2 separate regions of the Homo sapiens genome follow, and region 2 is linked to region 1. A link is a loop called in an ENCODE intact Hi-C map of the cell type or tissue named here. Cell type or tissue: mammary epithelial cell. All regions are shown on one strand. Each heading gives the region's core, and the rest is flanking DNA. Links, peaks and the distances in the headings are about the cores only.

Evidence for each region. Hi-C counts contacts between places; a loop is a spot of excess contacts. Peaks named below come from ENCODE experiments on the same cell type or tissue, not always from the same donor. Only the 100,000 strongest peaks of a DNase experiment are listed, where the experiment ranks them.
Region 2: it touches region 1 in a loop (4-fold over the local background); 1 of 110 quality-filtered maps calls a loop at or near these places.

The regions. Positions count from the first base shown.
Region 1 is chr18:49,244,232-49,260,467 of GRCh38, reverse strand. DYM (dymeclin) reads left to right here. Exons shown (of 18, transcript NM_001353214.3): 12 at 1,975-2,088; 13 at 3,364-3,458. Among named protein-coding and RNA genes, the nearest start is that of MIR4744, 200 kb to the right of the region's middle. RefSeq lists an enhancer at 9,340-9,519. In mammary epithelial cell, for the core only: a CTCF peak has its summit at 9,421 (motif pointing left); a DNase peak (open chromatin) is centred at 10,737; H3K27ac peaks cover 834 bases.
Region 2 is chr18:49,358,383-49,374,618 of GRCh38, reverse strand. It overlaps DYM (dymeclin), which reads left to right. Exons shown (of 18, transcript NM_001353214.3): 6 at 11,386-11,458. Among named protein-coding and RNA genes, the nearest start is that of DYM, 94 kb to the left of the region's middle. In mammary epithelial cell, for the core only: no CTCF peak of the experiment used is centred there; a DNase peak (open chromatin) is centred at 5,638; H3K4me3 peaks cover 739 bases; H3K27ac peaks cover 723 bases.

The DNA of each region.
Region 1 (16,236 bases), core at 7,840-11,839:
TAAGTGGCTATGACGTCTGCACTTTTCTCTTATAGTTTCTGTGGAGAACTTCTCAGTTTGGTCCTTCACATCACAAATTTAATTTTCCATAGTGCTCACTCTGCTACGCCCAGGCTGGAGTGCAGTGGCAACATCTCGTTTCACTACAACCTTCGCCTCCTGGCTTCAAGCGATTCTCATGCCTCTGCCTCCAGAGTAGCTGGGACTATATAGGCGTACACTACTACACCCGGCTAATTTTTTGTATTCTTAGAGAGTCATCATTGGGCCAGGCTGGTCTTGAACTCCTGGCCTTGGACTCCCAAAGTGCTGGGAATACAGACATCAGCCACTGTGCCCAGCTGCCATGATACTTTTATAATCTTAAGCGACTTTGCTTTTGTTCTGTGATTTTCCCTTTTCATAGCAGTCTCTTCTTATTTTATGGATGCAATATTCTGTCAAATCTCACTAGATATACTAATCAGAATTTTTTTAAAAAATTCCAGCTTCCTAAATCCTCTCTCTTTAATTAGAGGTCTGTTTGCTCTCCCTGTTCAGTTTCACAGTTTATTATTTATTTATTTACTTTATAAAGTTTTTATTATGAACACTATGAAACTTAAACATAATTGGAGAAAATAGTAGCATGGATCTTCATGTAGTCGTTATTAACACTGTGCTGTTCTTATTTCATCTACCCACTTTACCCTCAGCACCTTTTACGTTTTGATTTCTATTTTTTAAAACAAATCTTCCGTATAATTTCATGTGTAAACATTTTAGTGTGTTCTTTCAGTGAGTATGGACTTTAAAAAATATATCATACCATTAGTACATTCAATAAAATCAACAATAATGTTTAAATTCTTCCTAACAATTTATTATTTCCAGTTATCTTTAAAATATCTTCTAGAGTTGATTTGTTTGAATCAGATTCCAACGTCTACTGCATTTAGTTCTTAAGACTCACAAATCTATAGCACTCTCTCCCTATCCCAGCTTATTTTACCCCTTATTTGTTGAAGAAACTGGGTTATCTGTTTAGTAGGATTCCCCGAATTTGTCTTTAGCTGATTATGTATCATCACGGTATTTAACGTGTTCTGTCCTCTGTATTTCATGTGCACTGGTAATTAGAAGAGAGTCTTGATTTGGTTCAGCATTATCACTTTCTTAGGTTGAATGTCTTCACTTGGTGGTTTTGTTATTCATCTGTAGTTATAAACACAAGTCTAACTAACTTGTTTTGCAAGGTGGTGGGTTCCCCCCTCTGCATTTGTGAGTGGTGGGGAGTCTGCTGTACTCTGTGGATGTGTGCCTCTTCTTAAGAGAGAGGGCAAGAATCAGCCCAGCAGTCTCTTCCTTTTTCATGCATAGGTAGAGAATAATGTGGCACAGTGACTCTCCTTGAGTCACGGAGAAAGGTTGCAGGAGTAACCTTAACGAAAGAGAACATTAGGGAGTTCTAGTGCTCGGCTGAGCCTGTTGGTTTGTTTTTTTTTTTGTTTTTTCCCCCATTTTACCTCTTTCTTTGGGGCAGCCCAGATTTGGCTGCTATGCTGCCCAGTATTCGCACCTGTCTGCCGGCCTGCCTGCCTATCTCTCTCTCTCTCTCTCTCTCTCTCTCTCTCTCTCTCTCTCTCTCTGTGTGTGTGTGTGTCTCTGTGTGTGTGTGTGTGTGTGTGTGTGTGTGTGTGTGTGTGTCTATGATCCCTAGGTTACAAATCTACAGTGGAAATGTCTTAACTTAGAAAACAGTTCTTGCTTACTTAGGCCCGGAGGTGTGCGCCAGAGCTGCCTACTCTCCACAGCCATGGCAGAGCACTGGAGCATCTCTCCTTGAAGATCTGGACTCATTTGCGTGGCCTCTGTCTGTGCTGCTTAACTCACCTTCAGAGCAAAGTCATCGTTTATCAAAAATTGTGGACATGGAGTAATTCTTTTGTCTGTAAAGCAATCATTTTTTACTTAAACTTTTCTTCCCCATTACAGATACTAAAAAATATTACTTGGTATTCAGAACGAGTTTTAACTGAAATCTCCTTGGGGAGTCTCCTGATCCTGGTGGTAATAAGAACCATTCAATACAACATGACTAGGACACGAGTAAGTATTCCAGCTGCTATTCTATCTTTTTTGCATACAGTACAATTAAGACGATAGTTTAAAGCAATCCCAATTTTTAGGATGCTAAAATTCTCGTGACATATGGTAGAAAATACCGGTCACTGTATAGTCACTGTATTACATGATCCTAATGTAACATAAGGTCTTAATATTTAATGGCTTGTATGATTGGAGATATTTTACATGAAATAGAAAACAAGCAATGCAAAACATTTAGATAAAAGCTATTGTATGTCTTTATTTGGCCAGTAACACTGATTTGCCTTTTTTAATAGCAGCAAATAACAAAGTACAAGAGGATATGAGCACAAGAAAATATGAATTAAAATGAAAAAGAAAGGTAGAAGAGAGAATATTTTAAAGAGTAAAAGAAAAATTTCTGCTGGATTCTCTTCACAGTACCTGGGAGCAAATTTCAGTTCTGGTTAATAGAAATGTATTATTAAAGAGAAGCAGTGTACAGAATTCATAGCTAAGAGAAATGGCATTTTTTTTTTTTTGAGCTACGATTGTGCCACTGCCCTTCAGCCTAGGCTGCACAGGAGTGCAGTGGCACAATCATAGCTCACTGTAACCTCCAACCCCTGGGCTTAAGTGATCCTCTTGCCTCAGTCTCCTGAGCAGCTAGGACCACAGGCATGTGCCACTACACCTGACTAATTTTTTTTTTTTTTTAAATAGCCAAAGTCTCGCTATGTTGCCCAGGCTGGTCTTGAATTGGTTTTGAACTCTTGTCCTGAAGTGATCCTCCCACTTTGGCCTCCCAAAGTGTTGGGATTACAGGCGTGAGCCCCTACTCCCAGCCCATTTTCAGTTATTTTCCTCCGTGGGGCTATTGCAGATACACATTCATGTTTTTTATCTGAAACCCTAGGAGCCAGCTATGTTTTAGAAAGCAGAAGTTTTTGGATTTTAGAAAGATAATTATAGTTTATATACTCTACTATGTGTAACCATTAGGGCCTTAAGTAGCATGCTGTAATTAAACGTTATATTTCTGTAGCAAAATATTTCAATATTCACCATGGAGGGAATAATGAAGACTGTCAGGAACATCATCATTTTTTGTGTTGTGGAAAAAACTTTGAATTTTCAGTGCTTTATGGATTTAGGAATTAGAAAAAAGAGATAGTGGATCTGAACTTTCTAAAATCAGTGACAACTGAGTTTACATTTGCTTCTATTAATAGTTAACCTTGGTTAAAATATAGAGAAGACTTGATTGTATGTTTTACACCCGCTGTTTCCTCACAGGACAAGTACCTTCACACAAATTGTTTGGCAGCTTTAGCAAATATGTCGGCACAGTTTCGTTCTCTCCATCAGTATGCTGCCCAGAGGATCATCAGGTAAATATGAACTTTAAAAGAAATACTGATTTGCCTCTGGCTGAGCTATTAAGATGGATACTATGGTGGTTCCTTTTTAAATGTTACCTGTGAGGACTATCAAATTTTCCTACTTAATTTTTATCACCTTCTTGTTTGGTTGAAAATAGCTCGTTCCATTTTGTTTTCTAACCTAACTTTTTGATCAAAGTTAATTGTATTTACATTCAATCTTTTTATAAAATGTAATTTTAAGTGTAATGTTAGTTTTTTAGAGGAGCAGGTATATTTCTTAGTAATGCAAATTAAATATGAATGTATTTGATGCGCATTTTATAGAGCATCACACTACACTTTTAAGGATTTATCTGTGTGCGTTTTAGAGAATTTTTATAGCAGTTCACCCGTGTATTAGTTTCCTATTGTTGCCATAACAAATTACCAAAAATTAGTGGCTGAAAGCGCAAACTGGTCATTTTAAAATTCTCTAGTTTAGAAGTCCACTGTGGGTCTCACTAGGCTAAAATTGAAACAGAGCTGCATTTCTGTCTGGAGGCTGTAAAGGAGAATCTGTTTCCATGCCTCTTCTAGGTGTTGGAGGCTGCCTGCATTCCTTGGCTCATGGCCCCTTCCTCTGTTATCAAAGCCAGCAACAGTAGATTGTTGAGTCCTTCTCATACCTCATCACTCTGACCTCCTCTTGTGGTTCCCTCTTCCATGTTGAGGACTCTTGTGATTTCCTGGACCCTTCCTGATCCAGGATTATCTTCCATCTCAAAGTCAGAATCATAATCACAAGGTCGCTTTTGCCATGTAAGGTAACATTCATAAGTCCAGGGGATTAGGACATGGACATTTTTGAGGGAGCCATTATTCTGTCTGCCAGAAACCCTTGTCTCTTCCCCACCCATTGCCAAAGACATGACTTTTTTTTTTTTTTTTTTTTTGAGATGGAGTCTCGCTCTGTCACCCAGGATGGAGTGCCGTGGTGCGATCTCAGCTCACTGCAAGCTCCACCTCCTGGGTTCACGTCATTCTCCTGCCTCAGCCTCCCGAGTAGCTGGGACTACAGGTGCCCGCCACCACACCCGGCTAATTTTTTTTTGTATTTTTAGTAGAGATGGGGTTTCACCCTGTAAAGACATGACTTTGAAGGATAGGAAAGCTAACTAACCAGTCATAAGTGAATATCATTGCAGGGCTTTTTAGCATATGGGGGTACTTTTTTGACTTCCTGTAGGATGTTCAGTGTTGTCCAAGTAGGTCTCAAATAGAACCCCAGTGAAGTCATATTGTTTCCTTTAATTCTTACTTTTGGGGCAATGCAGGGTTTCTCTTCTTCTTTTTTTTTTTTTTTTGAGACAGAGTCTCACTCTGTCACCCAGGCTGGAGTGCAGTGGTGTGATCTTGGCTCGCTGCAACCTCCACCTCCTGGGTTCAAGTGATTCTCCTGCCTCAGCCTCCTGGGTAACTGGAATTACAGGCACACGCCACCACGCCTGGCTAATTTTTGTATTTTTAGTAGAGACAGGGTTTCACCATGTTGGTCAGGTTGGTCTCAAACTCCTAACCTCATGATCCGCCCACCTTGCCTCCCAAAGTGCTGGGATTACAGGCATGAGCCACTGCGCCCAGGCTTTTCTTGTTTTTTTAAAGACAGGGTTTCACTCTGTCAACCAGGCTGGAGTGCAGTGGAGCAACCACAGCTCACTGAAAGCTCAAACTCCTGGGCTCAAGGGATCCTCCTGCCTCAGTCTGGGCATGTGGTTTTGACCATTCAGTTTTGTTTAGCAGTCATTGGTGGTGATAACAACTCCGTATCACTTTTAAATGCTGATCTCACATTCTCTTCATTGGTTAGCCATTGATTGACCTGGGCTCATTTTTAACTTACTCAAAATTAAGTTGTCTGTTTATCTTCAGAATTTAGTACAGGATATTTTGCATTGACTCACTATTTAATTTATGTCTGGTCTTAATACATTCTATTAGATTGTTTTTTGGGTTTGTACTTGAGAGATCATCTAGTTGACTGACATTGGAATAATGTGAACTTCACGATTTAAAATAAACATAGCAGTCTCCTCCTACCTTGGAGTTTTTCAGGTATTCTGAAGAGCCTTTAGTTTCCAGGAGTTAACCTTTGTCACCATGCTTTATTTCACCATAACAGAGTTAATGATTTCTGTGCTGCTTTGTAGGCTGTTTTTCTGTTTATGTGCAGTTTTATAATGGTTTCATGAAGATTTCATTACACAATTAACTTTTCTCAAATGATAAATGAACATTTAGCTTGTTTGATATGAAAATGCCAAATTAGCTGGTTGATAATTTAAGTTCTGATAAAATACATTTAGCACGATTAAATGTTTTTGAGATGCAAACAATTTTTTAGTTGGGAAAAATGCATATAAAAACACTGTGTCCAAGTTTTAATCTGTGATGGCAAAAGTAGAAAATAAACCAATCATATTTGAAGAAATAAGAAACATAGTTTAGATTTGTGATTTGAGAGCATTTAGATTGTTTATCATCAATAATGAGTAGTGCTTTACTTCATTTTAATAGATTGTTAGTTAGCATAATATGAATAACGAACTATGTTAAGCAATGCAAGAAGTATCAAAATAAATAATAAAGTTTCCTGACCTCAAGCAGCTTGCATTTCAGTAGCAGGAATAAGACCAGGACCCATCTATGTGTGTATATATATATATATATATATATATATATATATATATATATATATGATACAAGGATCTTTTATACAGCAGAATGTTATATGAAATATATATTATTATATCTTAATATTACAATGAAAGAAAAATTGCTATGGAGGGGGTGAATGGCTGGTTCCAAGAATGGCAAGAAGGCTTCTCATTGAAAGATTAAGCAGGGTGGCTACAGAAAGATGACATGATAGATAAGAGAAACTGGCCTGATACAGCAATCATCAACTACAACAAACCAAAGCAAAACAAGAGAGGGACTATGGTGAGAGAGCATGATTTATATGTAGAAAATAACCAGTTTCATGGAACTGGCATGCTGTGGACCTCTATGGGGATCACAGGTGAGAGGCCTGAAAGAAACAGCTGGGGCTATTACTGTGGAGGGGCTTAAGGGTTGGACTCACAGTTTAGAATAATCGAAAGGAATGGAGAGAAAAGAAGGTCTTTTCTTAATAACAACAAAAAAGAAAGTGTGATTGAATGAGTTTTTAAGTGGATTTTGAAGAAAAGAATTTAAGGTAAATTTCTTGAGTCACCTGTTTGAGCAGATGATAGTATCATGGTCTGTTTGTCGCACTGAGGGAAGTGTAGTTCTACCCAGCTCCCACATGCTGCCAGCACTTTTCTTGTTCAAGGACCACATTTGAGTAGCCGGTGCGGACCAGAGCATCGTGTCATGCAGGAGGGAGCTTGTTGGAAGTGCGGAGTGTAGGTGTGGCTTTTGACCTACTGGATCAGAGTCTTCTTTCTAACAAGATCCCCAGATGATTTGTATCCACATTAAAGTTTAGAAAACACTTTTGAGTTTTGGCCTGGAAATCATTATGTATTTCCTGAGAAAATATTTGTCTTGAGCTGGAAATGGGGGCCAGCTTTTTTGTACTTTGAGGAAACTCATTTCCTACTAAATATTTGTGTTTAGGGTATAGAAATGTAAAGTATGATAAGGGATGCATGACAAAAACTGTTTAGATACCCAGAAGGGTTATTACAGCAGTACAACTCAGAATTCACCAGATGCTCTAGTAACCACTTCAAGTGAGAAGTAAGCAGTTTTCATATACATGATTCCTAAATCCTCTTTTAGAAAGAGACTACACAATTTTATATTTGTCAGTTGCAAAACTTAGAAGAGTCAGTATTTCACATGATCTTCAACAAAATGCAAAACAGATAACATGTTACATTGCTATGAAAGGATGTGGATAAATCTTTGAAAAGCCTCCTTAGCTGGACATAAATGTAAGGAATGATTCCTTACAGTACCTAGGCTGTTGCTCATACTTAATGACCATGTGCCTTCTACAGACTCTTGGTGTTCTAGGAGAATCACAGATCTAATTTGAGTTTTGCTTAACTTTGTAAGTCTTTTGGATATGCCATAAGTGTGCATATTTGCTGCGTTCTTTATTTGGGATTATGAGGTTATTGAATTTCAAGACATTTATAAAGAGTAGATTATATGCAAGGCATTGCTTTAGATTAGAAAGATACCATTTACTTCCAGCCCTTAAGACTGTCCCTTATTGTCTCTCATGTCCCTCCACTGGCTGTTTCCTCTGGCTTCTCCTTCACCCTTTGATTAACAGGTAGTTTTCTCTAGTATCTCATTCTGTCTTGTTTTCTTCTGTCTTTACACATTTTCTCTGGGAGATCACATATATGTCTATGACTTTATCTACTGTCATTTGTATACTGAAAATCACCTGATAATGGTTAGGCTTTGTGTCCCCACCCAAAATCTCATCTTGAATTGTAATCCTCATAATCCCCACATGTGAAGGGAGAGAACAGGTGGAAGTAATTAAATCATGGGGGCAGTTTCCCTCATGCTGTTCTCATTCATGATAGTGAGTCTCAAAAGACCTGATGGTTTTACAAGGGGCTCTTCTCCCTTGGCTGTGCCACTCTTCTCCCTGCCACTTTGTGAAGAAGGTGCCGTGCTTCTCCTTCACCTTCCACCATGATGTAAGTTTCCCGAGGCCTCCCCAGCTGTGCTGGACTGTGAGTCAATGAAACCTCTTAACTTTATAAATTACCCAGTCTCAGGCAGTTCTTTTTTTTTTTTTTTTTTTTTTTTTTGAGGCAAGTCTCACTCTGTTGGCCAGGCTGGAGTGCAGTGGCACAATCTCAGCTTACTGCAACCTCCACCTCCCAGGTTCAAGCAACTCTCCTGCCTCAGCCTCCCAAGTAGCTGGGATTACAGGTAGGTGCATGCCACCATGCCTGGCTAATTTTTGTATTTTTACTAGAGATGGGGTTTCAACATGTTGGCAAAGCTGGTCTTGAACTCCTGGCCTCAAGTGATCTGCCCACCTTAGCCTCCCAAAGTGCTGGGATTACAGGTGTGAGCCACTGTGCAAGCCTCGGGCAGTTCTTTATAGCAGCGTGAGAACTGACTATAACACCACCCAAATCTAAATTCATAATCTAGATCTTTCTCCTTCACTGTACTGGCAGACAGTACAATGTAGAGGATAAGCACATAGCCTCTGAAGCCAGACTGCCAGGGTTTGAGATCTCAGCTCCAGAACTTTACTACCTATGGAATCTTGGTGATGATGTTCTTTACCTTCTCTATGCAGCAGTTTCCCATCTGTAAGACGGGAGCGGCAGCAGCTGCTATCTCAAAGGATTATGGTGAGGATGAAGTGCGTTGACATTTGTAACGGCCTCGCACATAATTTGCCCTGAGTAAGCATTAGCTGGCTGAGCACCAACCCCACTAGGTTCACCACCTGGGTATCTCATGCTTACTTCAGACTTTCATTATGTTTAAAACTGAACTCGTTTTCAAACCTACTCTTCCTTTTAAATCCCCTGTCCTAGGTAATGGCCCTCACCACAGTCACCTAAATTGCCAAGCCAGTTCTGTAACTTTTCTCCCTTTCTCTCAAATTCTATCTTACTGGACCCTGAAGTTGTACCTAACTGCCATTGTAATTTGCATGTATATGCTCTTCTCTTTCTCCATGGCTGCTGTCTTGGTTCACATGTGTGTCGTCTTCACCCACACTATGCCAGTAGTCTGACTGGGTCTTTTTGCCTCCCTACTCACCCCTGCACACTGCTGTATTCACTGGAAAAGCAAATCTCATTGCTTCTTTTGCTTAAAAATATTAAATGGCTTCCTATTGCTATCAGGTTAAAAATCTGACCTGTGCTCTTCACTGTGATTTTGCCCCCCAGGGGACATTTGACAATACGTGGAGATTTTATTGTTATTGCCAGAAGTGGGAAAGAGGTTGCTACTGACATCTAGTGGGTAGAGGCCAGAGATGTTGCTAAACATTCTACAATGCACACTACAGACCCCACAAGAAAGCATTACCCAACGCAGAATGGCAGTAGTGTCAAGGCTGAGGATCCCTTTCTTAAAGTGACATAGTCTGGGCCCTGCCCTTTGCCCTTCGTCTTCAATTGCCATTTGCCATATACCCACTGCTTCTGCTTTACTGAATCATTACAGTTCCTTGCTCTTTCACAGCTATATCGCTGAATCTAGATAAATGTGGTCTGGAACTAGAAAAAAGTTGAGGCAGTTCTTTGTGTCACCTCTTTTTTTCTGTAGGTTTTTCTTTTTCAACCAGCTTCCCACCCCTTTATTCCATGTCTTTTATCTTGAACCTGCAGTGGCTTCTTCAACTTGCTGAGGTCTCCCCAGTTCAGCTCCTAGGCCTTTTGTTTGGACCAAGCTGCTGCTAACATAGTTGTTTCATATTCCCCATTCTTCAGATTACAAAGAGAAAGAACCCATTTGGCCCTCTTCATCTCTTCGTAGCAGCCCATGGATCACTGTCAGTTTCTGGCCTAGGGGCTAGTTACTGGGGCTAGAACAGGAAGGAAAGACCCAGGAAAGGAGAAAGCTACATGTTAGAAGATCTGGATATGGTTACCTGGCTTCTTTCAGAAGTAGGTGTGGGAAAGATAGAACTTCCAAGTCTTACCTGTCCAGTGTAGGTACTTACAACATACTGGCCTGGCCTGGAGTTGCAAGTCCTGTTGCTTAAGCAGAGTAATAATTACTGGAGATAAAAGACTTATTTTATATTTCTTTGCATTACTTTACAGAGAGTTGCTCTCTCTAGGCACACAATAGACTTTTAATAAATAGTTAGTGACTGATTCTTAGAAGATGGGCTGGCATCTGGAATTTAAACTTAGTTCTGGCACCCACTATTCTGAGACTTCATGCAAGTTGATTAGCATCTGGCTATATTTTGCAGATGTCTGCTGCCGCTTGAAACTAGTGAAGTTGATGATCTGGTGTCCATAAGATGCTTTAGACAGTGCCAGACTCTATTGAAAGCTTTCTGGGTTTTCACACCTCTTGAGAATAAAGTAATACAAAGTATAGATTAGGTTTTAATTAAAACAATTTTATGAGAGCAATACAGTTATTTCTGATAAAATTTAATCATGCAATTTAAGAACTTTAAAATTCTCAAATCCATGACTTATGCTTTCACTTTTTCTCACAGCCATCAGGAGTGAGTATATACACTTCAGATTTTAAGTGTATGGTTGTGCAACTTCCGTGTAGTAGTCTCAAGCTGGCATTTTATATGAGTTGCCTTTTCCTGCCCTGCACTCATGATGACACATATTTTAATCACCCAGCATTTTTTTGAAGACTACAAAACAGAAGTTGGTTGTTGAACTACGTGGTCAGCTCCTCTATTTTGGGCAAATAAGATCTTTTAGACCATTCAGGCTCATGGAATTAAAGAAAGAAAGACAATTTGCCCCCAGCCTTCATTTAAATAATTCTTTAATAGTAACTTACCCCAACAGGCTTCCTCACTTCTGTTCCCACTGAATTAAGTTTTCATGGGTTTTTTTCTCAAACATGAAAGGGAATATTAATAAGCAAATTGACCTATTTGTTGGGATGAATTTATATTACACACACACACATGCACAATTCAAATATGTAATAACATAATATATGATTATGATAATTTTAGAAATATTGCCTTATTTTTTAAAAAGTCCATTTAATGATAAATTTATACCTGCCATCCTCAGTGTCTCACCACTTATCTCTCTTGTGTTACATTTAAGGCTAGTTGAAGTCTGGAGGTTTAGACAGTCGAGGGTATTGACTCTTCACAGCTGGTAAGTGGCTATCCCAGGTTTGTCCAGATCAAAAGCCTGGCTCACTCCAAGAATGGCAGAATACTCTTTCTGAGAGTGACTCGCTCACCATGGGACCATGGATCCAAACTCCTGGGATTGATCTGGAACAGACAGTTCTCTACAATCTAAGGTAGCCGTGCCCTTGGTGGTCATTCAGTTTGCTTTCCCCTAGCCCTGATTCCACCTGCCTCCCAATCTATCTAAGTACCTAAAGTTATAGTAGCAAAGACAGGAAGGTCTTTTCCACTTTTTTAGAACTGACATGTTTGAGACAGGTATGGATGTGTTCAGGTATTACAATACATGGTATGTGGAAATTATCCTGGAAAAGAGTGATAAGAACTGTGTGTCTTTTAGCCTGAGACAATAATATTTTTTATATCTAATCCTTGATATTAAACTTTATTTTTAATTTAATACTTATGAATGCCTACCACTGCTGAAGTCCTCTTTAAGATATGTTTTTATTGCAGACGAATGCCATTTGTTGTATCTAGAAATTAAGTGTTATAGTTGGTTTTTTTTTTTAAACTTCGATTTTATTTCAACCTCATATTATTGTTAGCACTGTAGTCAGGAAATTATTTCTTTAGGGAAGGAATTATCTGATGGTAAGAATTGTAATGAATGGTTCAGTTCTGTTTCCAAAACCTTGCTGAGTTATTTAACTTATTTTTCATCTCTTGAATGAGATATCATACCTACTTCATTTGAGTGGTGTAAGAGTTAATGATGGCTTGTAAAGTCTTGCATCTCTATTTTCTCTATTATAGTATTATAACATTTTTGAGATATTTTGAATCTAAAAATAAATCTGGATAACATCTCTACAAAAGAATGTATTGGTCTCTGCTAATATTGCAAGATTCTGATTCCCTGCCCAATGGATTTTTGAATTGCCTATATTCCCCAAATATTTTTCTAACAAAGAAAATGAAGATCTCACTGAACATAGATAGAAGTTTTTAATAATTGTTTTATTGTAGATTGGTAGGAGATCTGAGCAATGGCTTGCAGTATAAATACTTCTCTTAAATGTATATGATTTCATTTTTTAAAAGATAGAATTAGCTTGCTCTTGCCCAATGCCCAGGCAATAAAAAGGTTCCAGTTTCTTCATTCCTTTGGTCTTTGCTGATCCTTGTTTGATCTTGGCATAGCAGTAACCAGGAAAGGAAGGAGGAATGTTTGTCTTGAAAATCTGGCTTCCTGTATTTCCTACAGCCAGTGGTACTTTGAAGGCAGCTAAGTTTTTCAGGGAAATCTGGCTTGGTTTGCTTTTTTAGTTTAGTCCTTTCTTAAGGAGTTACATTGAGAACATTTAGACAGCTCCTCTCTGAAAATTTATAAGTTTCCAGTAGAAAATGGTTACCTATTCAAAAAATTGCTAGTATTGTACAACAGGGTGTCTTGGCAGACTTGATGGGACACAAGAAAACTTCATAATTGGTTTAATTTCAGTTTAGACTGCTGGCACATTCAAAATGTCAGCTTTAAAGAAACATGTCATATGTTTATCAGATTGTTTATTTCTTATAAGTAAAGACCTTTGTGGACAAAATTGCCACACAGCAAATTAAACTTTAAAATAACTTCCATAGAGCTTTATTGAATGTCACCATCATGTTACAGAGGTAACTTGGTGTGGTTCAACTTTGTCCTCTTAGCCATGAATTATTAAGCCTCCATTCCTGTTTATTTTTATGAAGGTTGTAAGATTTTTACCTACTTTCAAGCTAACAAGTTTACCTGCTACAGTTTTGTAGATTCTGGTAGGACACCCAAGACTCCTGGGTCAAGGACAAAGGACAGTTTGTTATTGTCCTTTTTTTATATTTTTTATCATAAATTATTACTCGCAGCAGTAGTAGGAGCCAGAATATTCATTTCTTGTGTGGTTCCCATACCCACAGGGCAACATGACAAGGGCCAGGTGACACCTGTAAGTGCAGTGGGTTGCAATACAGGAGCGGAACCCAGAGCTTGGGAATCCCCAGTCTTTTATGATAGCCTTCAAGCACACCTGCCCAACCTTTGCTTTGAAGGGAGACATCTTTAATGTATTTGATAGTAAACTACTCTCTGCTCTAGAGAGAGACACCATCTCTGTCTTCCAAGTCTGTTCACTCTACAAGCATCCACGCAGAGATAGCCCGGAGCACAAGGCTGCTAATGCCTCTGCTTTTAAGATGTGCAAAACATGAGAGAGTGGGGAATTGTCTCCCAACACTCCTTACCTAGTTATGAATTTCTGTTGCCATTGGAAAAACCTGTCACTGTTTCAGTAAGGTAGCCAGTTGATACTGCTCTAGGTTTTATCTCTCAGTTGCTAATGCATTGTATTTAAATATCTTAGAAGAAGCAAAGGATGGAATGGCCTCATTCCTCTTTGCTTTGTACATGTGTCATAATGAACCTCCAACTCAGATGTCAGTGTCATTAACTCCACCTCTAAAGCCTTATTTACAAGTCATAAAATTATAGACTTAGAAGGACCTTTAAAGATCATCTAAGGCAAATTTCCACATTTTACATATGGGAATATTAAAATCTCGAGTTATGTGACCAGTCCAAGTGAACACTGTTGCAGAAGCAGACAAAAAACCAAGTCATCTAGGTTCATAGCCTAGTATTTTTCCCAGAACAGAGAGAAAAGAGGCACGCTTTCTCTCTGTCTTTTACAAAATTGTGATATTTGATATGTTATAAAATGCTAAGGCCAGATAAGAAAAATAGAGTGACTTAATAAAGCATTTTCCTTCTTGATGAATTGCATGTGTTTCATGGACTTTTAAAAAGTACCTTTTCCAAGACAAAGAAACAGTGTTGTGTTAACAGGAGAAATGGGAATAAACAAAGGTAAAAAGATTTAAAGTGGCTCACGTGTCCAATGTAAATACATACTGAATCAGATGTTGCAGAGATAGGACAAACAAGGGAAGAGAGAATGCTTCCTTAGGAGAGACAAGGATAGTTTGGAAAAGCTAGCTTTAAAAAGGTAGGTAGATAACTCCCTATCACAAGTATTGTGAGTTTTCCGAGCATTTACAATTTGTTCATTTGTTCAATGTCCTTCAGTTTCCTCCTTTACAAACTGGGACTACTGTCCTAGGGCCACTGTGAAGACTAAATGAGTTAATACATTTAAAGTGCTTAGAATGGCATCTGCTGAATAGCAGTCACCTATCGGGGGAACCAGCCCCCAATATTTCAATGTAGGTTCTTTTCTATTTTTCCTAAGTGTCGGCTGGTCTGAGAAATAAAGAGAAAGAGCACAAAGAGAAGAATTTTACAGCTGGGCCGCCGGGGTTGACATCACATATCGGCAGGTTCTGTGATACCCACCTGAGCTGCAAAACCAGCAAGTTTTTATTAGGGATTCTAAAAGGGGAGGGGGTGTACGAACAGGGAGTAAGTCACAAAGATCACATGCTTCAAAGGGCAATAAAAGATCACAAGGCAAAGGCAAAATTAGAATTACTGATGAGGGTCTGTGTCCCACTGTGCACACATTGTCTTGATAAACATCTTAACAGGAAATAGGGTTCGAGAGCAGAGAACCAGTCTGATTAGAATTTACCAGGCTGGAATTTCCCAATGCTAGTAAGCCTGAGGGTACTGCAGGAAACCAGGGCGTATTTCAGTCCTTATCTCAACGGCATAAGACAGACATTCCCAGAGTGGCCATCTATATACCTACCCCCAGGAATGCATTCCTTCCCCAGGGTTGTTCCTTGCTGGGAAAAGAATTCAGCAATATTTCTCCTACTCGCTTTCTGCAAGAAGAAAAATATGGCTCTATTCTGCCTGACCCCACAGGCAGTCAGACCTTATGGTTATCTTTCCTTGTTCCCTGAAAATCGCTGTTATTCTGTTCTTTTTCAGGGTGCACTGATTTCATACTGTTCAAATACATGTTTTACAAACATTTTGTACAGTTAACACAATCATCACAGAATCCCGAAGTGACATACATCCTCAGCTTACGAAGATGACAGGATTAAGAGATTAAAGTAAGACAGGCATAAGAAATTATAAAAGTATTGATTGGGGAAGTGATAAATGTCCATGAAATCTTCACAATTTATGTTCAGAGACTGCAGTAAAGACAGGCATAAGAAATTATAAAAGTATTAATTTGGGGAAGTAATAAATGTCCATGAAATCTTCACAATTTATGTTCTTCTGCTATGGCTTCAGCCAGTCCCTCTGTTCCGGGTCCCTGATTTCCCGCAACAGTTACCCAGTAATTATCAAAGGAAAAAGATCTTCCTTGTTAGAGGGCTCACAGCACCATGTCTTGTTCTTGATGGTGCAGTAGGTATTTGAATGAATGATGAAATTCTGATACTTGAATTGAGCTAAAACAAATGGTTAAAATCTACTGGCTCTATAGGTAAGGAGGAACCAGTGTGCCTATAGACTACCTTGTTTTTGGGTTTTTTTCTTCTTCTTCTTCTGTGAAGCTGGTATCCGTCACACACATACTGGATCCTATGCAATCGGTTATTTGTGTTATCCAATAATATGAGTATTATTTATATTTTATAATGAAGAAACTAAATGTCAGAGAAGTAGCTTGTCTATGGACAGTGACAACATTGGTATTTAAACCTACACCTGTGCTCTGTCTACAACACCTTCCTTTGCCAGTGCTTCTTATAAGTGAAGTTTTAAATTAAAAACAAGTAATTTGTGTACTTGGTCGTTTAATATAACACTTTACTTAGGGGCAGTTGTTGCCAGTCTTTCTAAACATGTGATCCCCCTGTTGACATGTTTTTAAAAACTCATTGACTATCTTTCAGTAGTTACTGACTGAAAAGATTTGAGGGTGAATAGTGGGGGTCCCAGACACCCTGTGACAGATGGTCTAAGCAGCTTTTCCCAATCGGAGTTCATGAGAAAATCAAGTCCAGCGGAGAACC
Region 2 (16,236 bases), core at 3,977-7,976, 120 kb before region 1:
GAGGCACAGGAAGCAAACTGAACCATCCTAATATTTTTAGAGATTGAGCATTTGTCATTTCACCAAAATTTATTTCAATAATAAAAGTCCCTTTGACTCCACATTTGATTAGTGGTACTGGAAAAACAGGTACTGCTTCCTCTTCCCCCTAAACTTTCACAGGCAAAATACATTTTCTGTCTCTTTCTCAGTCACTAAGTAGGAAAGGAACATAAGACCTTCTAAGTTGTTTCTGAATATAGCTAGATTTTTTGCTGGTCTTGATCTTCTTTTGGGATTGACCATTATGTTCTCTGACTACCATATAACTGTATGTTATAGTATAGACTTAATCAAGGATTTTGAGGAAGTTAACTAAGTTGGTGTGTGAGAGATACTGCAGAATTTTGGTATTTTGAATGTTATATACTTTATTTTTTTCTAGGAGAGAATATTTGTGAGAATTATGTAGAATCTAATTAATTTAACTATTCCCAAACCACCCCATCATCTTTCACAGTTATTGTTTATCATTTAGCATGATTTTCAGAGCTTGTGCTTTATACATTGAGTTTGAGTTTCAAGAGATGGATATGTTTAATTTACTATTTTGATCATTAGCCTTCTATATTTTTTAAATATATACTGATGTCTGAAGTTAGAGCTTTTAATTAGAATTGTGTCTTGCGTGTGTTAGTTTTGTTAATGCTGGCCTTCATGTTTGTGATGCCAGTAGTACCAAAAACATAGTTCTGCTTGGTAAGTTGCAAACCTTCCCATGAAGTGCTAGCAGCAAGAATGGAGTGAATGTTTATCCTCACAGGGCCCAAGAGCATAGCCCACTCAATACCTGCAAACCCAGCACTTTGTTTTGTATTATGTCCTACAAAATGTGCATATTTTTACTTTATTTAACGTGATATTGTCAGAGGCATGGGAACCAGAACAACTCCATCTTGAATAGGAGCTGGGTAAATTAAGTTGAAACCTACCAGGCTATATTCCCAGACAGTTAAGACATTCTAAGTCACAGAATGAGATAGGAAGTTGGCACAAAATACCAGTCATGAAGACCTTGCTGATAAAACAAGTTGCAGTGAAGGAGCCAGCCAAAACCCACCAAAACCAAAATGGCCACGAGAGTGACCTCTGGTCATCCTTACTGCTACACTCCCACCAGCGCCATGACAGTTTACAAATGCCATGGCAATCTTAAGAAGTTACCCTATATGGTCTAAAAAGGGGAGGCATAAATAATCTACCCCTTGTTTAGCATATAGTCAAGAAATAACCATAAAAATGGGCAACTGGCAGCCCTGGGGACTGCTCTGTCTCTGGAGTAGCCGTTCTTTCATTCCTATACTTTCTTAATAAACTTGCTTTCACTTTGCATTGCGGACTAGTCCTGAATTCTTTCTTGCACGAGATCCAAGAACCCTGTCTTGGGGTCTGGATTGGGACCCCTTTCCTGTAACATATTTCTCTGTCCTGTAACAATATCATTTTTATTGTAATATAAAATTATTTTTCATTATATACCATTAAGTGAATTGATGCATTTTAGAGATATACTGTATTTATTTTGGGGTCCAAATCTCAGAGTATCCCTGCACCCCCCACCCTTGTCCAAGCTTGAGAAGCAAGGTTTTTTGTTGTGCATCCTAGGTAACCTAATGTAAGGGTAGTGGGAGAATGACACTTTTTCAACCATAGGCCACTTTATCAAGATGGTTATCTCACTGAAAGAGCCATCTCTGTGGTAATCTCTGTGATTCTGTCTGCATACTGACAGACCTTTTCTTTCTTTTTTTTTAATTTGAACCTATCATTGTGAATATATGCTTCCTTTATACAGAGTTGACAGTTCAGGATTTTATACATGGTTTTTTCTTTTTCAGGCAGAGTCTTGCCCTGTCACCTGGGCTGGAGTGCGGTGGTGCAATCTCGGCTCACTGCAGCTTCCACCTCCCAGGTTCAAGCAATTCTCCTGTATCAGCCTCCTGAGTAGCTGGGATTACAGGTGCCTGCCACCATGCCTGGCTAATTTTTGTATTTTTTTAGTAGAGACGGAGTTTTGCCATGTTGGCCAGGCTGGTCACGAACTCCTGACCTCAGGTGATCTGCCTGCCTCGGCCTCCCAAAGTGCTGGGATTACAGGCATGTGCCACCTCACCCGGCCCTATACATGTTCTTTAGTGTTTATAATTGAGCCTACTCTTGGTCCACCAGCTTAAGTCCAATGAATATCTTTTAAGACTAAAAACTTTCTGTTTTTGGCATATGTAATTATTTTTACCTTAGTCTTCCATGTTGTTAGTTTGAGATTTCTACTTTAGCCCTTTTTATATTTTCTGCCAATTTCTTTTTACAGTTGATAAAAGAGCAATAAAATTAAATGATTACAGAGATACTGTTGAAAGGGGGAAAAATGGAGCATCACCATGCAGTAGCTGAAGACATCCATTTATCAGCTGATATATGATATCTGATTTAGGTATATGAAAGAGTGGGGTCGATAATATACAGTGGTACAGGTTGTTTGAAGGTCGAATTTACAAAAGTAGAGGGCCATCTGCAAACAATTGAGCAAAGTCAACTGAGGCATCTTAGGTATGTTGGCTTATTCCACATACAGCATTTTTTTCTTTATTCCAATCCATTGTAATACTGCTGTGATCACATGGATATTGCTGGCATTTTCAGTGAAGCAGTCTTTATGAGAGTAATGTGACTGTCAGTAAGCTCTTAGTTTGTAATCTAAATTTGTGAGGATTTTGTATTTGAACATTTTCCCATAGGCTATGTATGATGTGGTAGCAGATTGTTAGGGAGAATTTGTATTATTATATGAGGATAGCTCTTCCATTAGTCCATGCGTTTGAGAATCAGTCAAAGGGGACAAAGCCAGCCCTAGGCAAAACTATGAAGTAATACAAAATTGTTTCCATTTTCCTTTTGCCTTCAATGTGAGTTTTTCTTTCCTCTGGCTTGGTATTATACCCCATTCTTGCCAAGGTAATACTGATATTTATTTCACATTTGGCGTCTTATAAATCCAATATTTTAAATCCTTAGGGGCCTAAATCTGCTGTTTGTTTTTGGAAACGCTTCTCATGGCTTGTTTCCTTGTGTATTTGATGTCATTGATTGTATTATTATTATTATTATTTTGAGACAGAGTTTCTGTCACTCAGGCTAGAGTGCAGTGGCACAGTCACAGCTCACTGAAGCCTCAGCCTCCTGAATAGCTAGGGCTACAGGCACATACCATTAAGCCTGGCTAATTTTTAAAGATTATTTTTGGTAGAGATGGGGTCTCACTATGTTGCCCAGGCTGGTCTCAAATTCCTGGCCTCAAGCAATCCTCCTGCCTTGGCCTTCCAAAGCACTGGGATTATAGGCATGAGCCACCACACTTAGCCTTGTTTGATCTTATTTGAGGCTCCAAATAAGGGAGAGATTTGCATTTGCTTCTAAAGGGATCCAGGGCCTGTAACACCTGATGCCATGTTAGCATCCTGCAGCAATTCTTGACTTAATGTGGAGTCTCAGGTTCAGGCCCCATTCCTTGCCACTGACTGAGGCTTAGTCAGTGGGCTTCATTCTAACTGGCATTCATCCTCAGGGTTACCTATCTTAGCGTTTGCTTACTTCTCAGTGTTTTACTCTGGATTCAAGTCCATTTATTTGCTCGTAGGTTGTTCTTTTGGTTATAGGGTTGGAGTCCTTAGAAATTTGCTTTACATTCTGGGAAGCCCATCAATGCACTAAAAAGTGTTATTTTAGCCAAGAACTAGATGTTTTGTACAGGAGGGCTTATTGGAGTAACTACTCCACCATGCTGCAATGATAGTTTCTTTTTCTTTTATTTTGGAGACAGAGTCTTGCTCTCTTTCCCAGGCTGGAGTGCAGTGGCACGATTTTGGCTCACTGCAACCTCCACCTCCTGGGTTCAAGTGGTTCTCCTGCCTTAGCCTCCCGAGTAGCTGGGAATCACAGGCGCATGCCACCATGTCCAGCTGATTTTTATATTTCTAGTAGAGATGGGGTTTCACCATGTTGGCCAGGCTGGTCCCAAACCCTGACCTCAAGTGATCTGCCCTCCTTGGCCTTCCAAAGTGCTGGGATTACAGGTGTGAGCCACTGAACCCGCCTATAGTTTCTTTACAATTATTTTTTGTTTATTTATTTTTTAAATGAGGGAAGAAGCCTTTGGAGATTGAGAGGCTGAAGATAAAAGCAACAAAGTGGGGGTGGTGGGAAATAAAGCTGAAAGGAAGGTCCAGGGAAGTAGGAGGTGCTAGGATGAAGAGCCCAGAGAGGGAGTTAGTCCTGTTTTGTTTTTTTTTTTTTTTTTTTCTGAGATGGAGTTTCGCTCTTGTTTCCGAGGCTGAAGTGCAGTGGTGCGACCTTGGCTCACTGCAACCTCCGCCTCCCAGGTTCATGCAATTCTCCTGCCTCAGCCTCCCAAGTAGCTAGGATTACAGGCGTGGGCCACCATGCCCAGCTGATTTTTGTATTTTTAGTAGAGACGGGGGTTTCACCGTGTTGGCCAGGCTGGTCTTGAACTCCCGACCTCAAGTGGTCCGCCCATCTCGGCCTCCCAAAGTACTGGGATTATAGGCGTGAGCCACTGCGCCCAGCGTTATTCCTGTTTTGAAAGAGATTACCACCTGTGGCCCAGTGGGCAGCTCTGTGAGCACTGAGGGGAGGGAGGCAGCAGATCAGCTGCCCAGACCTGGGGCGAGCAAGGTGCTAGGCCCAAGACACTGTATGACCTGTGAGTACAGCTTTGTGGAGAGTAGAAAAGGGACAGGGACTCGACAAAGCCAAGCGGAAGCCTGGCTTTAATGGCACTTCCATGGCACAAAACAGTTTCAATATAAACTTATTTTTAAAAAATTATTTTGTGGGACTTATTCTCAAGCATAGTAGATTAAACATGCATGTTTGCTTTCTCCTGGAACTCCAATAAAATATCAGCAAAGGGACTTCTAAAAAGTCATGAATTTATTAGATTGAAGAAGAGAGGGGAACACAATGTTAATAACATTTTGAAAGTTGGAAAATGGAGTAATGATGAGCTTCACTGATCTGTGAAAGCTGAAAGCTAAATGGCTTCAAGGTTGGAGAACTCCAGAAAAAAAGCCAGTTCTTACTCCAGAACCCTGGAAAGTCTTAGGAATCAGAAGTGCCAGGGGTCTCTGAAGGCATTCAGGCTTGGTTGGAAGAAGCAGTTCTGTCCAAGGTTCTGTCCCTTCCCATGTGTTAGGAGGCCACCCCCCTTCCCAGTTTAATACTAGAGATCTGTTATCCATAGAGGCTGAACCCAGAGAGTCTCCTGAATGAACTCTCAGGCAATGGGGAAGGAGGGTGGCCTACTGAGACGAGGGCTCAGTGGAAAGGCCACATATGGAAGGGTAAGGTATCTTGACTAGGCTGCTAGAATGCTGGCACCAGGATTTTACCCACCCTATTCCCTTTCCTGCCAGATTAGTGGATACTCTTATAGAGAAAATGAACCAAAACGGGGAAAAGGCTTACATTTCAGCGTCCCCTAGTGAAGCAGCCCGAAACCCTCCAGTGGGAACCGCCGTTTGGCAGGCTCTGCCTGTGCACACCGCGCTTTCAGTCAGCATTGGCCTCACGCTGGCAGGTCAGTGGAGAGCCAAGGATTCCAAACAGTGAAGGCAGTGGCTGACTTGTGAGAGATCAAAACGAAACAAAAAAGTGATACAAGATAGGAAATTTGTGGAAGTATATTTAAAATTTGTTAATTACCCCCTGTCTAACACAAGCAGTTTCCTTTCCATTCTCCCCAGACTTAAAACATTTTTGAAACTCTTTCTTTGGAATCACCTTCAAAACCTGTGGCATGTTTGTTTTGCCAAACTCGGTGGCGGTGAGTCCTGTGAAACCAGCTTTGTTTTTCCAGATGGCTCAGGTGCTTCGGCTGCCACGGCAGCAGGTTCTCTGCTCTCTTTTCTCTGCTGGAACTGGGCCCTAGAGACTGGGGCAGGCGGTAGGTAGCTCAGGAGGTAAACCCAAAATTGTATAGTATGTGGTTGGGTGGTTTTTGCTTTATTTGTTTAAATACCAAATTTAATAATTTAACCTTATTAGTTATAGGTAAGCAATGCAAAAAACAAACCCATATGGAAAAATGTGGCCCAGAGAAAAAAGAAAGCATGGACTTATTCCTTTAAAATATTGACTTGTAATATATAAGACTTGTAATCTGTATCTGCAGAAAAACAAAAGTGCCTCTAGGAATTCCTGAACTGTTCTTTGGTCATATAATAGGTGTGATTGTTTTGTCATATTTCTGTCTCTTCTCTCCCTTTCTTTCCCTTATGTTATCAGTGGAACAAAATCAATTAAACTTTTCTATAGGCACATTTTATAATCAAACCTGGTAGAGTATATTATCTTTTAGGGTAATTAGAAACATTTCTGTTTGACCAAAATAATAGCAGTCAACCAGAATTATTACTGATCTGATTGGAATGGTACAGGACACAAGCTTATAAATACTGTAGTGCACTGAAATGCAGATCACTTTTCTTTTTAGAAGAGTCCTTTTGCCTTTCCTCTTTATGATTAACCTACAAGAGACATTTTTGGTTTTGCTAATTAGAAGTTTAAATCTAATATTTTAGAATAACTTCAATGTTAGTTTCACTATTAAAGTGGCAAAAACATAGACTCTACCGTGAGTCTTTTATTTTCTGAATATAAGTTTTTAATAAATATAATTTAATTATGTGTCTTCCATTTTAAAGAAGCCAATTTTATTCTGAACTTCTAAGGTACTCTTTTAACCTATTTTTGGAGTACAGCCCTGTTCGATTAAGTTTTTAGTACTTGTATTTGGCACAGTGTAATTTTGGGCAGCATTAAAAAACTGGCAGTTCAACCTTCTGAACGCAAAGAAAACAAAGACAAAAACTCTGTCTTTTAACATTTCTTTTAATGACTGTATGTATTCTGATTTAAATCCATATGTTTCATTTTTCTGGTTGCTTTGTTTTCTAATGATCAGTGAGTGCTTTTTAAAAATAATTTTTTTACTGTCTTCCCTTCCCCTCCTACTGTGTTGGAAGGCATTTGATTAGGACAGTATTGTACTGTTCTCTGCTTCTCTCCCTAAGGACAAAACAACAGTGCTGTCTCACTCAGCACATGGTGCTGAATGGATGCTGAATAGAATGAACTAACAGGGACTGCAGCTTAATTTTGGGTATAGATTATTAGAACCTTAAGGGACCCTAGATATCATCTCGCTTGTCTACTTCTTCCCCTGGTGAAGTTCTTAGGGACTAGAGCAGTGGGGCTTTAGAGTGAGAAAACTCCAGGGATAGGGCTGGGATTTTAGTGACCTTGTTCTGCACAATACGGATGATAATAGCTTATATTTATTCATTGTTTTAGATTATTTGTACATTGGATTTTGAAGGAGTCAAGAACTTCTAGTATGTGTTGATGAATACATAGTGTGTCATCTTTATGTATAAACTAATATGTAGTACTTCAGATGTCTCCCTCCTAACCGGGCCCATAGTACTTGGGGTTTTGTGTTTACAGTGTTCAGTAAAACATGAATTGGTTGAATATTTTCCCCCAACTTTGTGTAGAAACATATCTTTAAAAATAATTTAAAGGATATTTTCCTTTTAATTTTTTTCCTTGAGAGTATAGATTTGAGTTCCAATCTGGTTTCTGCCCCTTACTCTAATTAAACTAACCTATCTGAGCCTTGATGTCTTCATCTGTAAAATGATGATCATAATCATTAACTATTCATCAAGAGTTACTGTCAGGATTAACGTTAACATGACATTGAGTATAAAGTGCTCATCACAATGCCTGTCAAAGGGTAGAGTACTTGGTAAATGTTTGCTGTTAATATGATCTTATAGAAACTAAGACTTAAAATATTAAAATATTTGTCTGGACCTATTGTGGTAATTTAAAACTCTTTAAGGGAGAACTCTTGTTTGTTTGTTTGTTTTAAGAGATAGGGTCTTGGTATGTTGCCCAAGCTGGCCTCCAACTCCTGGGCTCAAGAGATCCTCCTGCCTCAGCCTCCTGAGTAGCTGGTGCTATAGCAGGTGCCACTGCACCAAGCATTGAGAGAGAACTCTTAGGAGAGAAATGTTCTTTCTTAGAGAACTCTAAGTTATAAAACTTTACAATACAGTAAACACACTGAATCTTTGCAAAGACCTTTGCTCAAAGAACCTCAGTTTATTTTGTCATTGACCTGCAAATTTCAAGAACTTTTAAGATTCTTTTTACTGTATGAAATGCTTGAATGTGTTACTATACTTTTTGTAGGTGAGTTTATATTTATTTTTTGGAACTAAGGAAGATATTTGGCCTTATAAGAAAGCTAAGGTGATATAAGTGCTAGTTGGGAAATAATGCAATATGAATGGCTTGCTTGATGTCAAACCTAGTAAGCAGTCAAATCTTGTCAATCTTCACTTAAAATACAATTATTTACTTCTAGATTAGCTGAGAAACAAGAATTTAGAATTCTGAGGAATTTTTTTTTTAGTGAATGGAAGTCTTAAGATATTTCAGCTGGAAATTGCTTATTGTCTTTTGTTAGAGCTTTGGCCTTGAAATATTACATTTTACTTCTATGAAATATGTTTATCATCATCTTCATTATTTTATTAGATTGGTAACAAAGCTGTGTGTATACTCCTTAATTGACCCAACTGTAAATTTGGCCGAGGTTGTGATTTGAGTGGCACATGGAATTGAATAGAGAATCCTTGTCATCATTTTAAGATGTAAAAATTAGGTGTTTTTATACCCCTGGAAGTTAAAAAATCAAATCAGGCACCATCTGTGGTTCCTGAGTGCTTGGTCTCTCACCTTCCGTAATTAAAAAACTGTGCTGGCTGCTTGGCTGAACAGGGATGTTATTAAACTGGCATTTGGTCTGAAATGTTTCTTAGGGAATCACTGAGTGATTTTAAGTGTTCTTTCTTGGGCCTGGGACATTGCATCCTGTAGAATGAGTTAAGGAGTGACCATTTAGCAAACGTACATTGAGTATATATTACATACCAACAAATCAACTTGTTGGAGTAGGTTGTTAACTTGAGTTATGTTGGACAGCCTTGGCAATGAGAGGGATTTTAGTTAGATCTGGTAACTAATCATGCAGTCCCAGAGACAAGTGTGACTTACTCTTTTATTTTTTTTTCTTCACTAATAATAGAGCCAAGCCCGATGTTTCTTGGAGTGAGATTTAATTTGGTTGTTGAACTTGAGTCTTGCTGTGTATCCTTTTTAGCATCGATTGCTGTGTTCAGCATGATTTAATATTCTTTTTAAGATTTGTACTTACCTCTCACGGGGTTACTGTGCCAGTTCTTTGTGGCAAAGCAGGATGAAATTTCTTTATAATTTCTGAATGCTAGGTGATATTGTAGCCTAGAAAAGAAATTGCTAAACTTTTTTTTTTTGAGACTCCAAGTGCTTTGATGCTTTGCAATTAACTGCTGGATTTTTTCTGAGATGCTTGGGCTCAGTTCAGCAAATTGTATTGAGTACATACTATGTGCAAGCTCTTTGTGAGTCATCATCCTCTAGAAGTATAGAGTCCAGTAGGGGCCTGCCTGCTTGTAGACAAAAAATGATGGCATAATGTAACCAACATATGCAACGCAAGAGGCATGCACAAGGCATAGATACTTTATAGATTATTCAGGGTGAGACAAGGGAGTGGGTTTCATGGAGGATATGAAACTGAGGATGGTTCAGATGGATACAGATGGGCTTTTTAAAAACTAGGTTTTTATTGTTGGAGGCTATTCCAGGCAGAGGGAATGTTACTGAGGTGTGAAATGGCATGTAGTGGATAGCTTGGCATTGCTGGAATATACACTGCAGTACTGGAGGAAGATAAATGTAGAAAGGGATGCAGGACCTATATCTCCAAGAGTCTGGCATGCTGTACTTTGGAGCATGGAATTTTTCTGATATATATTAATCAGCTTAAAGTAATTGAAAAGATCTAAGCCAGGAGAGTGAAAGGATGGAGTTTAGTTAGCTCTGTCTGATTGCAATCTGGAGTTTGGATTGCAGAGGAGTAAAATTGGAACTACAATACTAACTAGTTATGAAGGTTAAAGGAGTCCAGGAGTCAGTTTTCTTTCTTTCTTTCTTTTTTTTTTTTGAGACACAGTCTTGTTTTGTCACCCAGGCTGGAGTGCTGTGGCGCGACCTCAGTTCACTGCAACCTCTTCCTCCCGGGTTCAAGCAATTCTCCTGTCTCTGCCTCCTGAGTAGCTGGGACCACAGGCGTGCGCCACCATGCTGGACTAATTTTTGTATTTTTATTAGAGGTGGGGTTTCACCATGTTGGCCAGGCTGGTCTCGAACTCCTGACCTCAGGTGATCTGCCTGCCTTGGCCTCACAAAATGCTGGGATTATAGGTGTGAGCCACCACACCCAGCCCAGGAGTGAGTTTTAATTTAGTAAACTTGTTTAGCTGCACTGTGGTGATGAGATAATGAACAAAAAAGCATGACAATGGTGGAACTCTGGGGAACATGCCAATAGTTGAAACGTATTTTGAGGAAGCAGACACTGGGAAGAAATAGAAAAAGAAGTTGGTTAAAAATAAAGTATTATAAGAACTGAGAAAAGAAAGAATTTCATGAAGGAGTAGGTGTCAGTAATGTCCAAGACCAGAAGTCACATGAGATACTGACTGACTTTGGGAATTTGGAGGTCACTTACCTGTAGTAGTTTGGGATAGGGGAACATTTCCATTGGAATGGTAATTTGCATCCTGCCGTTGCCACTTATTTATTCTGTGACTTGGGAAAGCCCTTTTACCTTTGACTCATTGTCTGTAAAGAGGAGGTTGGCCTCTTTAATGGGGTTCAGTCTATGATCCGTGGAGTGCCAGAGGTTCATAAAAGGTACCTTCAGGCCCTCCCATCAAGAAATCAAGGGTAAGGCCAGATATTTGTTGGGGAGGGAGGGATAAAAGTCCTCTACCCCTGCTTCAAACAAAGCAGTGAGAGCAGCTTGATTTTTATCTGTTTCATATATTTGGCTTTAATGTAAGATTTCATTGAAAGAAACACAGTGCAGTATAAGAAATCTGACAACTACTGGCGTACAGGAGCCTAAAGTACCTTCAAGCTTTAAAAGCTGTATTATTAACAGCAGGTGTTGAAAGGTCCTATGCTAGATGAAGATCATCATAGATGCTAACCTATTCATGATTTGGATTTTATTCAGAGGTCAACATTAATATCTGAGTTTATATAATGATAACTGTTTGTATTCTCATTAGGAATGAAAATGTAACTTCTGAACAACTGTATTCTACTGTGTACTTTGTTAAAAAAAAATCTTTTTATGTGTCTTACCAGGTTCTGACTCAGAAGATCTTTTGGAAGAATTGCTGTGCTGTTTGATGCAGTTGATCACTGATATTCCACTCTTGTAAGTTCTGGCTAGGCCAGGATTTGTTTTATCTTCTTTGTATATGGCAGATAATCATTGATCATGTTGAGAAGTTTGTGGGTCCTTGTATAGAACTTATATGTGTGCCTTTTAAGGATTCTATATCCACAGAGTTCTTTTCTCTCTACCTAATATTTAGACTGACTATTCATTGTCAAAACAAAAATGTTACGTTGTTAAGGGGAAAACAGTGAAACTATATTAAGAATATGGTAGGCACAGAATTAATCTCTGTATTAAGAGATCTTATAGATCTTTGGAAACAAGATTTTAAGAGAGAAGCAGTTTGAATCTACTTCATATTGTGGTAGACACAGTGAGTTGAGTTCTCCTTATCTTCCTGACTTCCTGATTGTATTTCCAGCCTCTTTTGAAGCCAGGTTTTCGTTTCCAGCCTTCTTTGAAGCTAGGCATAGTCAGTGAGATGTAGGGGAAGGTCCTCCAATGAAACCTCTGGGTAAAGCTCTCTAAAAGGAACTGATTGAGTCAGCTAGGAGGCACATCTTTTTGATCTTAACAGCCCTTTCTCCTGCTGTCTGGAATGTGGATAGTCTTTTGAGTTGCATAGCCTTCTTGGCACCATGAACCAAGAGACTTACAGAAAATTCTGTTTTGATGTCATTGAGCTGCTGAACCAAAGCCAACAACTACCAGTACCACCTTTTTTCATCCTGGACTTCTCATGTGACAGAAATAGACCCTTATTTGTTAACACTGCTGTAACTGGGCTTCTGTCACTGCAGCTCAATGCAATTCCTTTGTGATTCGAAATGTTCATCTCATTTGTTGCTTTTAAAAATTTAAAGTAGAGACAGGGCCTCACTATGTTGGCCAGGTTGGTCTCGAACTCCCAGCTTCAAGTGATCCTCCCACCTCAGCCTCCTAAAGTGCCTGGATTACAGGTGTGAGCCACCGTGCCTGGCCTCATTTGTTACTTTTAAAGCAGTGATTCTCCACCTTTAAAAAAAAGTATTGGCCAGGTGCAGTGTCTCACGCCTGTAATCCCAGCACTTTGGGAGCCTGAGGCAGGTGTATTGTTTGGATGCAGGAGTTGGAGACCAGCCTGGGCAATATAGTGAGACCCTGTCTCTACTTAAAAAAAAAAAAAAAAAATTAGGCCGGATGCAGTGGCTTATGCCTGTAATCTCAGCATTTTGGAAGGCCAAGGTGGGCAGTTCATGAGGTCAGGAGTTCACGACCAGCCTGGCCAACATGGTGAAACCCCGTTTCTACTAAAAATACAAAAACTAGCTGGGCGTGGTGGCGCATGCCTGTAATCCCAGCTACTCAGGAGGCTGATGCAGGAGAATCGTTTGGACCAAGGTCGGGAGGCAGAGGTTGCAGTGAGCCGAGATCACGCCACTGCACTCCAGCCTGGGCTACAGAGCGAGACTACGTCACAAAAAAAATAAAAAATTAAAAAATTAAAAAAATATATTGTCCCCCTGAGAAGCCTTGTTTGACATTTCTTTGATAATTGCCTCTCCCACTTAATGAAATTTGAATCCCCAGACACACTGAATATCTGTTTATGTCCTGCAGCCCTTTGGAGGACCGCAAACCATTATTATTGTATCTATGAAGATTTTTACTTACCTCTGTGGAACCAATTTACATCTCCTGTTGAAAATGCATATGTACAAGGAATTATTTTTGAAATAAAAAAGTAGATTTTAATGTTTCTCATCACAGAATCTCAGTCTACATGGAGATATAATTGGAAATGTGCTATTTGTCTATGGCCCCAAAAGGAAAGACAGGTATTTGTGAGAAAATAGGCTCCAGGCTGCTGTCGTACATGAATGCAGCATCTAGAATTTTAATATAGATTTCGAAGTGAGAACCACCAACCCCTGTCGTGATATGGCCTGGTGGTATGCACCCAGGAAAGTAGGGCTGAGGCAGCTGAAGAGTCATTGCCTAGGGAAGGAAATGGGACAATTTCCCATTCAACCGGAGCTCCTGCAGCAGACACTTGCATGACATCCTTTCTCCCCTTCCATTCTAACAGAACTCCAGTATTGTTTAGAGTGGTGCTGTGTGCCCAGATTAGTTTTTCAGACACTTTGGCGGTTCCATGTGACCATGTGACATAGTTTGGGTCAAGTATATGTGAGCAGAAGTCATGAACTTGCAGAGCATATCCACTCTAGCCTTTTGCTCATTGCCTTCTCTTCCTTCCTGGAATGTGGAGGCAATGCTTGGGCTGTCTTGAAACTATGTTAATGAGCATTGCATGCAAAGACTAGTGTCCTGGGAGCATGGGACATTGGTGACAATATGAAACTATTACATTGGCCCTGGATCCCATATCTTTGGGTTTCCTCTTACATGAGAAAAATAGATACCTATCTTGCTTAGGCCACTGTGGTTAGGTTTCTTTTACATGTGGTCAGATCAGGGAAGGGAAACACATATACTGTGTACTGTTTCTTTGTCATGGTATGTGGAGTGCTTCATGTGTTCCTGATGTAATTTTAAAAGTAGCACCACCTGCAATTTTTTTTCTTTTTTTTTTTGAGATGGATCTTACTCTGTCACCCAGGCTAGAGTGCAGTGGCGTGATCTCAGCTCACTGCAACCTCCGCCTCCTGGGTTGAAGCGATTCTCCTGCCTCAGCCTCCTGAGTAGCTGGGATTACAGACGAGCGCCACCACACCCGGCTAATTTTTGTATTTTTAGTAGAGATAGGGTTTCACCATGTTGGTTAGGCTGGTCTTGAACTCCTGACCTGTGATCTGCCCGCCTCGGCCTCCCAAAGTTCTGGGATTACAGGCATGAGCCACCACGCTCAGCCCTAAATATTTTTTTTTTTTATATAACACAATACCAGGAATTTAGTATATATCTTAAATGAGTACACGCTTTTTTTTTTTTTTTGCCTTTATTGATAAAATGTTTTGGTGACATTCAGGGTGATGGAAACAGTAAATACCTTTAGATAGTAAATTGGCTCCAAACACAATGAATAGAGCAGCCATTTAAACACTCTTGAGGAGCAAGCCGATTGTGTTGTAATATATCAAACATTTCAGTGTTTTAATGTGTTTATACCTTTTAAATTAGCTGAAAATGCACAGCTAGCCAGTTGTCTCCTATTATGTACACTCAGCTTTAACCAGCTGCTGAAACAATTTCTGATGATTTAATGTTCTTGGAACTCCATCCTACAAGAAGGTTTGTCTTGGTAACAGTTTCCATGTGAAACCAAACTACTCTTTAAATGTTTCATTTCCTCTAACTGTAGTGCAGTATTTATGGATCAGTGTATAATTTAAGAGGAAATAGGAATATATGCAAACCACGAATGCTCTCACACCTGAACATCATCAGAAGTGCTATAAACGTTTCACATTTCACATTGGTAATTCATCCTGTGCTGCATTAGCAGGTAAATAACAAGATGAAATGAATTTTAATGGCCACTGAGGGTAATTCAAACTAGCGTAAATGTTTCTTATGAGACTTTTAAAATCATTCTGTTAATATTGAGAGCAAAGGGTTTACCACGGACACATACATGTGTATGCTATATATTTATTTAGAGATCTGTAAACTAAAATGTAAATGATACCTTATTATAAAGAGAATAGGATCAGTGGCATACTTGAAATAAACTCCCAGAAGTTCATTACAGTGATCTTTGTAGGAGTTCATTTGTAATGAAGATTCACTTTTAAGTAGTTAGTGGCTACTGTTTCTCAGACACTTTGGATTTCTTGATAAAATATTAATTCACGGAGGTACTAATCTTCATTAAAATTGTTCATCTTTCAGGAGTCCTTCCTTAACTCCATAGCTCTCAGCATTTATATATTTAAAATAAAGATTAAGTTATGCACGGGCTTGACATTTTTCAGTGTGTATTGGATCGATCCCACTAGAATTTAAATAAATCGGCCAAAAGCAAATCCTTGCCTTTGATTTTTATACCTTCCCTGTGTCTCAGTGAAGTAAACAGGAAAGTAATAAAGATAAAGGTATTTTCCTCAAGACACTAATATGGAGTGTTCTAACAGAAAGAACGTGGGTAGGTAAGCCAGAGGTAAAAGCCCAGCGCTCGGAATTTGTGACACTGTCTGGGTTCTTGTAGTGTTACTATAAGGGCTGAATGAGACTTGTGGGAACCAACCGAGTGGTGGAGTCAGGTGTGGCCATAGCCGCAGAAGCAGTGATGCCGTATAGACCCATCCTTGTATTTTGGGGCTGCTTGTGATGCTGTTTTGTTAAGAAATGGAAGTTATTTTGAGGACGCAAATTAGATTTTTTTCCCTTGTCTTTGTATCTGTTTTTGTTGCTGTCATTTTTCAGCAAATCTGTGGCTGTTAGTTGTACATGAGGATGTCAGTGTCAAGCACAGGCCCCACTCCTTCTCACTAGTGCCACCACTCTGGGCAGGTCTGCTCAGAGTAGGCCTCTTTCTATTGGCCTCAGACCCAAAATACAGCCTCTTTCTCTGGGATCCATTTCTGTGGTCTTTCTTATGAACCTGTGAACTCATTGAGGACTGTTTAATTTTTAGTCTGGCCCTGATTTGCAGATTTGTCAATTATAATTTAATCTAAGAAAACTTTTTGTAGTTTTTTTCGTAAGGTATAGATTGATAAAGATGAGAGTTTCATAATTAATTGCTTTCACTGCCTTTTTCAGGGAGTGTGTATCTATTTGTGTACTGTGACTTGTCGAGTACAGGGGATATCTGATGTCATCTGCTAACCCTCACTGGTGGTCTTGCTAATGTGGAGCATGCCAGTCCA